2 separate regions of the Homo sapiens genome follow, and region 2 is linked to region 1. A link is a loop called in an ENCODE intact Hi-C map of the cell type or tissue named here. Cell type or tissue: mammary epithelial cell. All regions are shown on one strand. Each heading gives the region's core, and the rest is flanking DNA. Links, peaks and the distances in the headings are about the cores only.

Region 1 (4,000 bases), core at 1-4,000:
ATATATATATATATATATGCTTATTTGCTGGTGATATATATAAGCATGTAAAAAGATGCTCCACATCAGATTTCATCAGGGAAATGCAAATTAAACAACAATGATGTATCACTGTATGCCTATTAGAATGGCCAAAATCCAGAACACCAATAACACCAAATGCTGGGGAGGGTGTGGAGCAGTAGGAATGCTCAGTTACTGCTGGCAGGAAGGCAAAATAGTACAGCCACTTTTGAAGACAGTTTGGCAGTTTCTTAAAAAAATAAACATACTCTTACCATACAATTCAGCAATAATGCTCCTTGGTATTTACCCAAGAGTTGAAAACTTATGTCCACACAAAAACCCGCACGCAGATGTTTATGACAGCTTCATTCGTAATTGCCAAAACTTGTAGGCAACCAAAATGTCCTTCACTAGGTGAATCAATAAACAAACTGTGGTATACACAGACAATAGAATAGTATTCAGCGTTAAAAAGCAATGAGCTATCAAGCCATGAAAAGACATAAAGGAACCTTAAATTCATATTAATAAATGAAGAAGCCAAACTGAAAAAGCAACCATACTGCATGATTCCAGCTATATAACATCCTGGAAAAGACAAAACTACAGAGACAGTAAAAAGATCAGGGGTTGGCCAGGCGCGGTGGCCCACGCCTGTAATCCCAGCACTTTGGGAGGCCGAGGCGGGTGGATCACGAGGTCAGGAGTTTCAGACCAGCCTGGCCAACATGGTGAAACCCCATTTCTACTAAAAACACAACAATTTAGCCAGGCATGGTGGCGCACGCCTGTAGTCCCAGCTACACAGGAGGCTGAGGCAGAAGAATCGCTTGAACCCGGGAGGCGGAGGTTGCAGCGAGCCGAGATTGTGCCACTGTACTCCAGCCTAGGTGACAGAGCAAGATTCCATCTCAGCAACAACAACAACAAAAAGATCAGGGGTTGCCAGGGATATAAGGGAAGAAGGAATGAACTGGCAGAAGGCAGATGATGTTTAAGGCAGGGAAAATACTGTATAATGATGAATATGTGTCATTATACCTTTGTTGAAACCGACAGAATGGACAACACCAAGAGTGAACCCTGATGTAAACCATGGACTTTGGGTGATAACGGTGTGTCAGTGTAGGTTCATCAACTGCAACAAATGTACCACGCTGGTAGAGGATGTTGACAACAGGGAAGGCTATGCATGTATGGGGACAAGGAAATCTCTGTACCTTCTTTTTAATTTTGCTGTGAATTTAAAACTGCTACAAAAAATTAAGTCTTTTTTAAGAAAAAGCCCAACACCCCCACAAAAAAAAACCCACATAACTTTTGAAAGAAAACTTGAAGTCTGTTATAAAGTTAGAGAAAAGGCAGATCCAGAAATAATAAAAAATAACTTTGTGTACATAAAAATGTATTTTATAAAAACCCTTGTGCATAGCAAAATAAAACAAAATGCCATCAGCCAAAAGACAAATGATATACTTGGAAAAACAATGTTCGCAACCTATCACAGACAAGGGAATTATAATGCCTAACATATAAAAAGCTCCTAAGGTCCAGGTACGGTGGCTCACACCTGTAATACCAGCACTTTGGGAGGCTAAGGTGGACAGATCATGAGGTCTGGAGGTCGAGACCAGCCTAGCCAATATGGTGAAACCCTGTCTCTACTACAAATACAAAAATTAGCTGGGTGTGGTGGTGCGTGCCTGTAGTCGCAGCTACTCAGGAGGCTGAGGCAGAAGAATAGCTTGAACCCGGGAGGCGGAGGTTGCAGTGAGCCAAGATCATGCCACTGCCCTCCAGCCTGGGCGATAGAGTGAGACTCTGTCTCAAAAACAAAACAAAACAAAACAAAACAAAAAAGCTTCTAAGAAATCTAAAAGAAAAATACCAGCATTCCCACAGAAAAATAGGCAAAGGACATAAACAGGGAGTATACAGAAGAATAAGCAAAAATGGCTCAAAACATGTGAACTGATGCTCAACTTTATTCATAATAAGAGACATAACATTTTTTTTTTCACTGATCAGATTGGCAAAACTCCAAGTTTGACTACATACTCCGTTTATGAGGCTGAGGGGAAATAGCACCTTTGTATGTTACTGGTGAGAAGGCAAAAGGGTATAAAACTCTAAATGAAGGGAGTTAGGTGCTAGCAGAGATGTAGAAGTAGATTTATAAATCAGTACAGAGGTAAACATAACTCACTAGAGAAATGATGGACTCTTCAATAAATGGTACTGATAGAACTGCAACTAACAAATGTGGAAAGGATGATGGGAATAGAAATCATTTAGCAAACACCATAGGAAAGAATGCATGCTAAAATTACAAAGAGAAAAACAGTAACTTCACTGTGGAGAAACGTGGCAGACACCACCTTAGCCAAATGATTGAAGTTAACGTTGCCAATAACAGGATAAATGGGTATTATAGACTTCCTCATACGTTACACTGAGGACACAAATCACATTCTTGCAAACAAATGCATAACAAATTCAACCATGAGAAAATATCAAAAAAATCCAAACTGAGGGACATTCTTCAAAATATCTGGCCAGTACTCTTCAAAACTATCAAGGAAGGTCATAAAAGACAAAGGTGGAACTGAAAAACAGTCACAGATTAAAGAGACATCACTAGTCAATGCAATGTGTAATCCTGAATCGAATCCTGGAGCAGCAAAAGGTTGTTAGTGAGAACAACTAAGAAAATTTGAATAAAGTCTGGAGATTAGATAATAGTACTGAACCACTGCAAACTTTCTGACTTGATGGTTCTACAGTGGTTATGTAAGATGTTAACATTTGGAGAATCTAGATGAAACGTCTATGGGAATTTTTGGCATTGTTTTTGCAATTTTTTTTTTGGTAAGTCTGAAAATAGTTAATTTTTTTGTTTTTAATTTTTTTTGTTTTTCTTGAGACGGAGTCTCCCTCTGTCATACAGGCTGGAGTTCAGTGGCGCTATCTCGGCTTACTGCAACCTCCACCTCCTGGGTTCAAGCAGTTCTCCTGCCTCAGCCTCCCAAGTAGCTAGGACTACAGGTGTGTGCCATCATACCTGGCTAATTTTTGTATTTTTAGTAGAGACAGGGTTTCACCATGTTGGCCAGGCTGGTCTCGAACTCCTGACCTCAAGTGATCTGCCCTCCACAGCCTCCCATAGTGCTGGGATTACAGACATGAGACATTGTGCCCGGCCTGAAATTAGTTTTTTAAAGTTCAAATTGGTTTTAAAATTTCAAAAACAAAAGTCAGTTTTTAGAAAAAAAAAAAGTATTTTTTTATGTGTGTTTTTCAAAGCAGCATGGAAACAACCAGATATCCTCATAGAAAAAAAATAAAATTAGGCTGGGCACAGTTGCTCACGCCTGTAATCCCAACACCCTGGGAGGCTGAGGCGGGCAGATCACTTGAGGTCAGATGTTCGAGACCAGCCTGGCCAACATGGTAAAACCCTGTCTCTATGAAAAATACAAAAATTAGCTGGGTGTGGTGATGCACACTTGTACTCCCAGATACTTGGGAGGCTGAGGCAGGAGAATTGCTTGAACCCAGGAGGTGGAGGTTGCAGTGAGCCAAGATCATGCCACTCCACTCCAGCCTGGGCGACAGAGCAAGAATCTGTCTCGGAAAAAAAAAAAAAAAAAAAATATATATATATATATATATATATATATATATATATATATATGGCCCATTTGCATATCATACACAAAAATTCCAGATAGGTTAACAAAAGTAAAACGCAAACTTTTAGAAGAAAAAAAGAGAAAGGGAGAGAAAGTACCTTTTATGACCTCAGAAGTAGGAAAGGCTTTTTAAATAAGCAAAAAGCAAAACCATAAAGGAAAAGATTGAGTTTGCCTGCATTAAAATTAATATAAAAGTTTTATAAAACAAAAAATAACATAAATAAAAATAAAAAAAAACAAGCCATATACTTAATTGCATATAACCCGCAAGGATTAGTATTCAGAACATAAAGAATTTC
Region 2 (8,409 bases), core at 1,692-5,691, 260 kb after region 1:
ATAACTTAAATGTTATCAATTCCTCTGCTGGGTGGAAATGAAACCCCAAACCTCTGGTTGAGCAGGAGGGATTGAGGAGTGGCTGTTAATCATGCATTTGAAATTGGAAGAAAGAAGCAGGTGAGGAAGGTGGCCAGGGCTAGGCAAAGGCAAAGGAGATAGGCTCTCTGGCGAGGCTCGGAGACAGAGGCTGACACCTGCTTCATTCTGCCTCGTGGTGGGAAGAACATTGGAGTGGGAGTCAGGCCACCAGGTGCAGATCGGACCCTGGAAGCTGGGAAACCTTACTCAAGTCATTTCACTCTCCAGACCTCTGTTTCCTCCCCTCTGTAATTTCAGGGTGTTGAACTTGGAGATGTCTAATATTCTTCAAGTCTAGCGGTCATGTTTCTATTTTTCCCATAAGACTATAGACTCCTAGAAGGATAAGTCAGATTGTCTTTCTGTTCTTGGCGTCTGTATCACAGGGATGGTGTCTGATGGGTAAATGGAGGGCTTGAGTCTTAGGGGAAGGAGCTTCCCTACAGCCTGCAGCCTTTGTTGAAGAAGCTCTTATCAAGAGATAGCCTTAAGCTATAGCTCTGTGCCTGCTGTGGCCTCAGACATCCTGCTTTTCTGAGGATTGACCTCTTCAGCCCAAGGGACCTTCTATCAAGGGGTAGTTGATAGGAAGAATCAGTTTGTTTACTTTTCATTAACTTCTCTTAAGTGGGCTGTGTGTACAGGGAAAGGATGCTGGGAGCTGATTAGCTGTGCAGATAGGCAGATAGGCAGAGACCATCTTAGGCCAATTCACTTCTCTCTTCCTCACTCCTCAGTTCAGAGCCATGGCTCCACAAAAGCCTCCCAGTCCCCCTCCTGGGAGTCTCTAGGCTTGCTTTGGTCTCACCTGGAATCCAGCTGCCCTAATAAAGGGAACCTATGTTCCCGCATGCGTCTCCACACTCCTCCAGAGCGAGGCCTGCTGGCTGCGTGCAAGACCCAGTAATCGCCCCACTATTGATCTGCGGATGGTAATTCTCAAGCAGCCATCGGTGCTCTGCAGGGGGCTGCATGGTGGGGATGTGGTGATTATGGAGCAGTGGCCTGGACTGTTAAGGAGTCACTGGGAAGCTTCAGTGGCCCTCGACTCTGCTTGGCATTCCCAAGGCTCATTGAGGTGGTGCCTCTGCACTTCTGCCCTCCTGAGCAGTGGCAGCAGGGAGGATGGAAAGCACTGTGAGGAGTTCTACTCCTAACCCTGATTGGTTAGTGAGGTAGGAGGCAGGGAATACAGGAAGTACTGTGGACTTTGCACGCACAGCTTGGCAGCACCTCTTCCCATCAAGGAGCTGAGGTGTCGCCAGTGACCTAAGCGCCTTCCCATGGGAAAGTAGCACCAGATGACTAAACCACAACCAAGTGCAAAAGGCGCCCGAGCCACTGACTTAAAAGAAGTAGTGAACATAAAGAAAATCATGAAAATTAGCTTCAGCCCCTTATATACATGCCATCAATCCCAAGTAGAGAAATCCCTCAAACCCTGGCTTCTCTCCCCAGGGAGGGCTCTGAGATACACTGCAAAGATGCTGGGCCCAGAACTTTAGGTGTTCCCGTGACATGTTGTGAGACTTCTGGGGAGAAGCTGTGAGAGGCTGTTAGTTCCTTCTCACATTGCTATAAAGAAATATCTGAGACTGGACAATTTAGAAAGAAAAGAGGTTTAGTTGGCTTACAGTTCTGCAGGCTTTACAGGAAGCATGATGCTGGCATCTGCTCAGCTTCTGGGGAGACCTCAGGAAATTTACAATCATGGCCAAAGGCAAAGGGGAAACAGGCATGCCACAGGGCCAGAGCAGGAGCAAGAGAGCTGGAGAGTGGGAAGGAGCCAAACACTTTTAACCAACTAGAGAACTCACTCACTATCATGAGAACAGCATGGAGATGGTGTTAAACCATTCATGAGAAATCCACCCTCATGATCCAACCACCTCCCACCAGATCCCACCTCCAACATTGGGGATTACAATATAACGAGATTTGGTGGGGACACAGATCCGAACCATTTTAGAGACTTAAGCAGGCTCTCAGAGGAAGAGAGGCTGGCCTCCGCCTATCCACTTATCGAACTAGCTCTCAGCATCCTCTCCTTCCTAACCATCTAAGTCTTGCTTAAGTCATTTGAAAATGGAAGGGTACTGAAAGAACAGGGTAGAAGAGAGAATTATGTGAGAAAGCAGATGGGAATGCTTTATAAACCACAAAGCACTAACAAAAGTTAGCTATTGCTATTGTGTTGTGTTCACTTTTAGTAGCTACCAGTAGGTAGCATTTTATATCAAGATGTATAATACAAAGGTTTCTTCTACCTTGACCACAGAAACTGACCATTATCTCTGTCCCAAAAAGGTAGTGAGGGTGTAAAAGATAGCCTAATTTTATTTATTATTATTATTATTATTATTTTTAAGAAACAGGGTCTGTCTGCCAGGCTAGGTGGCTCACACTTGTAATTTCAGCACTTTGGGAGGCCGAGGTGGGAGGATTGCTTGAGCCTAGGAATTTGAGACCAGCCTGGGCAATATAGGGAGACCTCGCCTCTACAAAAAAAACACAAATAAATTAGCAGGAAATGGTGGCACGCACCTGTAAGCCCGGCTACTTGGAAGGCTGAGGTGGAAGGATCACTTGAGCCCTGAGGCAGAAGTGGCAGTGAGCCAAGATCGTGCCACTGCACTCAGCCTGGGTGACAGAGTAAGACCCTATCTCTGAAAAAAATAATTCAAAAAAAAAAGACAGGGTCTCATTCTGTCGCCCAGGCTTGGGTGCAGTGGCACAATTATAGCTCACTGCAGCTTCGAACTCCTGGGCTCAAGCCATCCTCCTGCCTCAGCCTCCTTAAGCACTGGGATTACAGGTGTGACCCACTGTGCTGGGCCTGAGCTAGGTGTGAACAGCCCCCCATCTCCTCCACCACAGTCCACCCTCATTCCTCCACACCTTCCAGCTCCTAAGTGCTTGGACAAGTGGCCTAACCTCTATGGATCTCACTTTCAGAATAGGGATAATGTTGGAATTAAACGATCTCATAAGCTCTTTTAGCTGTGATTTATATAATTCATGGCCATCACCATCTTCTGCCAGCCTCTCTCCTGCATTCCATTTCTTCCCCAGCCTGTTCTAAACTTTTTCTTCTACTCCCTAGGGATCTACATGTGATTCCCTTTGCCACCCTCACCCAAACATCCCCTTTCCTTACATCCTTTGGTCTCTCCAGGTTTTGACAAGCGCGATCTGTCTGCTTCCCCAAGAAGTGTCCCTGAGAATTCTTTAAGTAGCTGGGAGGTGGAAAGGATCTCATGTATTTTTGGTACCAGAGATAATCAGATAATTGTGCAATTAGTAGTAATTTTACCGCTCCTGTAGTTTCTTTCTAACAAGGGCCCCCTTTCAAAAAAATAAGAGGGATTTCTTTTTGTCAGTCCCTTGTTGTTGTTTTGTCTGGAGTGTCTGTCATCAGGAATTTGGCCCGACACCCACGCGCTCCGCAAGGGAGCCAGGGGGAGGGGAAGGACACAGGAGACAGAACTCCTGGGGGAGAGAATCTGCCTAGCAGGCGGCTCTCCCCTGCTCCCCCACCGAGCACAGACCGTGGGAGGGGACCCTGCGGGAGGAGGCTGCTTCAGTCTCCAGAGACCATCTCCCATCTCTACAGCGACTCCCCTATGACCGTCCCCCACCCGGTGCTCTCGGGCCACGGGGAAGGGACACTCGGGAAAGACACCAGAGACCGGGAGGGTGCAGCTGGGCTCTTCGCGGGGAGCGGGCGGGAGGCCTTCCTGTTACATGTCGCAGCTGGGACACAGACGGCAGCGCTCCAGGGTCCACTTGCCGGCTTCGGTTCCCTCAGGCCCAGGACCAGGCTCCACACCGCTGTCGCGTCCCTTAGCCGTGTGGGCTGTAGCACAGAGGGGGCAAACACCTCCAGGGGCTTGTGCCAAGTAATTACCAAGCAAATTCCCGGCGATTTCCTCTCCTCCCCCCGCCCCCCCGGGCAGTGCCCGCTGCGTGTTCCCTGATTCGGCCCCCGGCTGTGCAATCAGCTCCAGGTAACCTGCGGGGACCCGTAATTGCTCTGGAGTTGCCTGCGAGTTTGCAAGGTAAGCACGCGCGGCGCTTCTCCCTGGCCCTGGGGCGCGCGGTGGAGCGCCTTGCGCCCGCCCCCGATGGGCCGGATGCCGGGGACCTGCGGAAGCAGAGGCTGCGGGGGTAGAGATCCAACTCCACGGAGTGAGAGAGCAGCTTTGCGCTAATGGGGCCGGGTGCAGGAAGCTGGTGCAGAGAGGAAAGAAGGAAGGGAGTCTGGGCGACTTGCGGGAGGAGAGGGGCCACCTCGCCATGTCCCCAAGGAAGGGGACCTTGGGGGACATGGGATCCTTCTGTCCCTTCCCTCCAGTGAAGAGGCGCTTCATTGATGAGCCTTGTCATCATCCTTCAAGTGTAATTTTTTTAAATTGCAAAAATCTTACAGAGCTATTAACCTCAAAAGAGTTTAACATATGGCAGACCGAGTCTCCCTCTTACCCTAATTATAAGGCTTGCAGTAATGGGGCTGTCTTTTAAGTTACAGCTGCTGCGCTTTTGGCTTTCGCTAACATTACATCCTATTAAAGAGCTACATTAAATGCATGCAAATTGCCGGAGCGACGGCGCTCTCCCGACCAGTGAGGGGGACGGATTGCAGCCGAGGCGGCGATATCGGGGTCAGACTCACCCTGCTGCGAGCGCCATATGATCTATCAATCAAACTCCTCTCATTAATTAACTAATTCATTAAATATCTTTATATATGAAGGCCCGGCCAGGCAGAACATTGTGTTGACAGGGACGTCCCGTCAGCACTTAGCCCTGCTCTCCCCACCCCTCCCCTCCTGCACAAATCTCCCGGTGACTAAGAGAGGTCAGCTTCCCAGTGTTGGCGGGCACGGAAGCAACGGCTGTGTCCACTCCTGGGGGCGCCCTCCTTGGGCCTCCTTCCGCATGAACCCCATCTGTCCGGCTTCCTCCTGGCGCGCCTGCCCTCACTCACCTATTGCTCGAATGAGCTGTGTGTGTATCTGATACCTCCGCTCGCCTGGCAACCCTTAGGTTGCTCATCTTGTGCCCCAGGGCCCAGCACTGGCAGATGCTTTGAATGTTGGGCTGAATTGGAGTGCATTCCTCTCCAGTACTTCCAAGTCATCAAGGCCTTCCTCTGCAATATGCTTCTGGAAGACTGGTCACTCTAGGGAGGAGAGGAGGTCAGCCATGTGTTCAGGCGGCATCCCGGGAGAGGAGGAGGAGGGCTTATTGGTGGTCCTAGAAAAGGTATGGGGGCAGGCGGGAGGAACTTTTAAAGTTCAGAGCTGGCCAGTGATGTAGCCACAACACCCAGAATCCGAAGCAAACCCTTGTGCCAAGGAGAATGAATCTATGTCTTCTATGAACAACAGAGACACATTTTAGAATGGATGCTAGGGTTGAGCATGGTGGCTCCTGCCTGTAATCCCAGTACTTTCGGAGGCTGAGGCTGGGGGATCACTTGAGCTTGGGAGTTTGACACCAGCTGGGCAACATAGGCAGACCTCATCTCTACAAAACAAACAAACACACAAACAAACAAACAAATAAATAAGCACGGTGTGGTGATGTGTGCCTGTGGTTCCAACTACTTGACTGAGGTCGGAGGATCACTTGAGCCTGGGAGGTTAAGGCTGCAGTGAGCTGTGATCACACCACTGCACTCCAGTCTGGGCAACAGAGGGAGACCCTGTCTCAAAAAAATAACAATAAAATAATAAGAATTAAAAAAATAGAATGGATGCTGAGTTTCTTTCATATATATATATATATATATATATATATATATATACATTTGATATATACTGTATGTATCCAATTCCTCTCATAATTAACTAATTTATTAAATATATTTATATATGAAGACTGAGCCACTTGGAACATTGTATTACATTGTATTCACAGGGACAATGCAATATATATCATATAGATATTTGACATTGGTTGAACAACCATTATTTGTCACTTCTTTCCCACATTATGTCATTTAATGTGGACAACATCTTTGCTAGGTGTTTATTTTTACTTCCAGACCATAGGAAAAGAAACAAGCTCAGAGAGAGTAAGTAATTAGTCCAAGGTCAACTCAGAATTCAGACTTGGGCTTTCTAGATTCAAGACCAGTACTGACTGCTATGTAATGACAAGGTAAGGATGGCGAGATCAGTGGCTTTGCTGCTCTCCAAGGTCACCTGCTGCCTCCTTTGTCCACACAGCTGTCTTTCTCTTCTTGTTTTGCAGCAGCCACTATCACCACTACCTTCTTGGCTGGGCTGGTGGGTTTGGGAAGGTGGAGGTCATAGCACACTCCATAATAAAGGCTCTTGACTGTGCTTAGAATGGGTTGGAGTGATTTTCCATACATAGCACCTGGAATGGACAAGCCAGTAGCCTTCTGCCCCTGGGTCCCCACACCTGGGCCCAGAACAGCTGGGTATAGGAATGAAAATGGGATGGGCAGCCTCTAAGCCAAACTCCTGGAGAACATTCCTCTACCAGGCTCTGGCCCCAGCTGGAGAGGGCAGTTACCAGGCAGGACTTCATGTCAAAATGAAAAGGGTCTTATGCAGGTGTTAGCCTTGGTTCCTGCTGTTCAGCTCACCCAAGTTCCCAACCCATACAAATGAAGTGAGGGATGCAGGGAAACTTCCAAAGCCTAGGAATTCTTGGGAAAACACATACCCAGATCTTTTTTTTGTTTTTTGTTTTTTGGATAAAGGGTCTTGCTCTATCACTCAGGCTAGAGTGCAGTAGTGCAATCTCGGCTCACTGCCACCTCTGCCTACTGGGTTCAAGCATTCCTTCCACACCAGCCTCCCGAGTAGCTGGGACTACAGGTATGTGCCACCACACCCGGCTAATTTTTGTATTTTTTTGTAGAGATGGGGTTTCACCATGTTGCCCAGGCTGGTCTCGAACTCCTGAGCTCAAGCCATCCACCCACCTTGGCCTCTCAAAATGCTGGGATTACCAGTGCTGTGAGCCGTCACACCAGGCCACCGATTCTTTTATGCTCCCTCTCTCTCCCCTTCTCCATCTCACTCACTTTCATGCCCTTCTGAGACATGGGGCTAATGGACTTTGGCTGTTAGCACCTGTGATGTTGGGCATCAACCTCGCCATGGGCCTCCATAGTTTCCTGTAGCCCCCTTGGTTCCCAAGAATAGTTTTGGAATGGGGCGTGCTGTGATAATGGGGGTTAATGGTAACCTCGGAATCAATTTTCCCTCCCAGAAGAAAATTCTCCCAGCTTAGGTTGCATACACTGTAATAGTGCAAATGGCTCTAGATTTGAAAAATTGGCATGTTGTAGTCCAACAAGGCAATTTTTATATTGTTCCATGCAGCTGTGCGCCTCTGGATGCTATGCTGCCTGTGTCCTAAAGCCACAGGATGGAGAGCATTTTCCAGCCAAAAACAGCTCTGAAGTGTTTTTTTTTTTTTTCTTCTCCCACACCAGCCTGAATTTATTGTTTTGTTCACCTGCCCAAAACCGTTGGAGCTTTGGCCTCTACCTTAGCAGCTGCCAGAGCTGCTGGGCAAGGAGAGATGGTTGTAGCTTTCTGCAAAACCTTACCCCTGCAGGCCTAAGGGCAGAGGGCCTGGGAAAGAGGGTCTCCTGAAGACCGTGGGTCTGTGCACAGGCAGCTCAGAAAGGCTGGAGCAGCTCAGGAACGCAGCTCCCAAGCAGCTTTTCCTGGCTGGTGTCAAAGCTGGTCCTTTCTTGGACTCAATGATGAGAACCCAGAGGAGGAAATGTCTTTGATCATTGTGCAGGTTACCTGATTTTGATGAACTGTGTCTGCTCTGTTTTAAGATGAGAACGATTTTGTCCTGGTTTTATAAACATTAAAATGCAAAACAAGACATCCTAGAATCAAAATATGTGATATATATTTCAAGTCATGAAAGCATAGAATGTGAGAACTGTAAGGCAGTTTATCGATTACTTGGTGAACTGTCCTCGTTGTACAGATGGGGAAATGGAGGTTGCTGAAATTCACACATCTGGTTGGTGGAAAAGAATTTGATCTCACTGAATGGTGCTGAAGGCTTTTTGGGTAATGACTCAAGTGGCCAGGGAAACCAAACCCATTATTCTATTTCTTGGCTTCTGTGGCTGTAGTTGTCTTTTTTCCACTTATTTCCCCTTCATGAGTTGTCTTAATGGGGGGGCCTTATTTGTTGAGTCAAGATTAGAACCAAGTAACGTGTTGAAATGGGATGCGGAACAAGTGCCAAGCTGGTGCCTGGACCTGCTCCCTGGTCTCACTGCAGCTGCTCTCCAATCCAGTTTCCGCAATAGGTCCT

Evidence for each region. Peaks named below come from ENCODE experiments on the same cell type or tissue, not always from the same donor. Only the 100,000 strongest peaks of a DNase experiment are listed, where the experiment ranks them.
Region 2: a loop joins it to region 1, with 18 times the contacts of the local background. A loop is called at or near these places in 1 of 110 quality-filtered maps.

What each region holds. Positions count from the first base shown.
Region 1 is chr11:115,400,689-115,404,688 of GRCh38, forward strand. All of the region lies in intron 1 of CADM1 (cell adhesion molecule 1), which reads right to left. Among named protein-coding and RNA genes, the nearest start is that of CADM1-AS1, 5.9 kb to the left of the region's middle. In mammary epithelial cell, for the core only: no CTCF peak of the experiment used is centred there; no DNase peak of the experiment used is centred there.
Region 2 is chr11:115,655,586-115,663,994 of GRCh38, forward strand. It overlaps LINC02698 (long intergenic non-protein coding RNA 2698), which reads left to right and starts at 3,768. Exons shown (of 5, transcript XR_001748394.3): 1 at 3,768-4,139. RefSeq lists an enhancer at 586-1,087. In mammary epithelial cell, for the core only: no CTCF peak of the experiment used is centred there; no DNase peak of the experiment used is centred there; H3K4me3 peaks cover 932 bases; H3K27ac peaks cover 668 bases.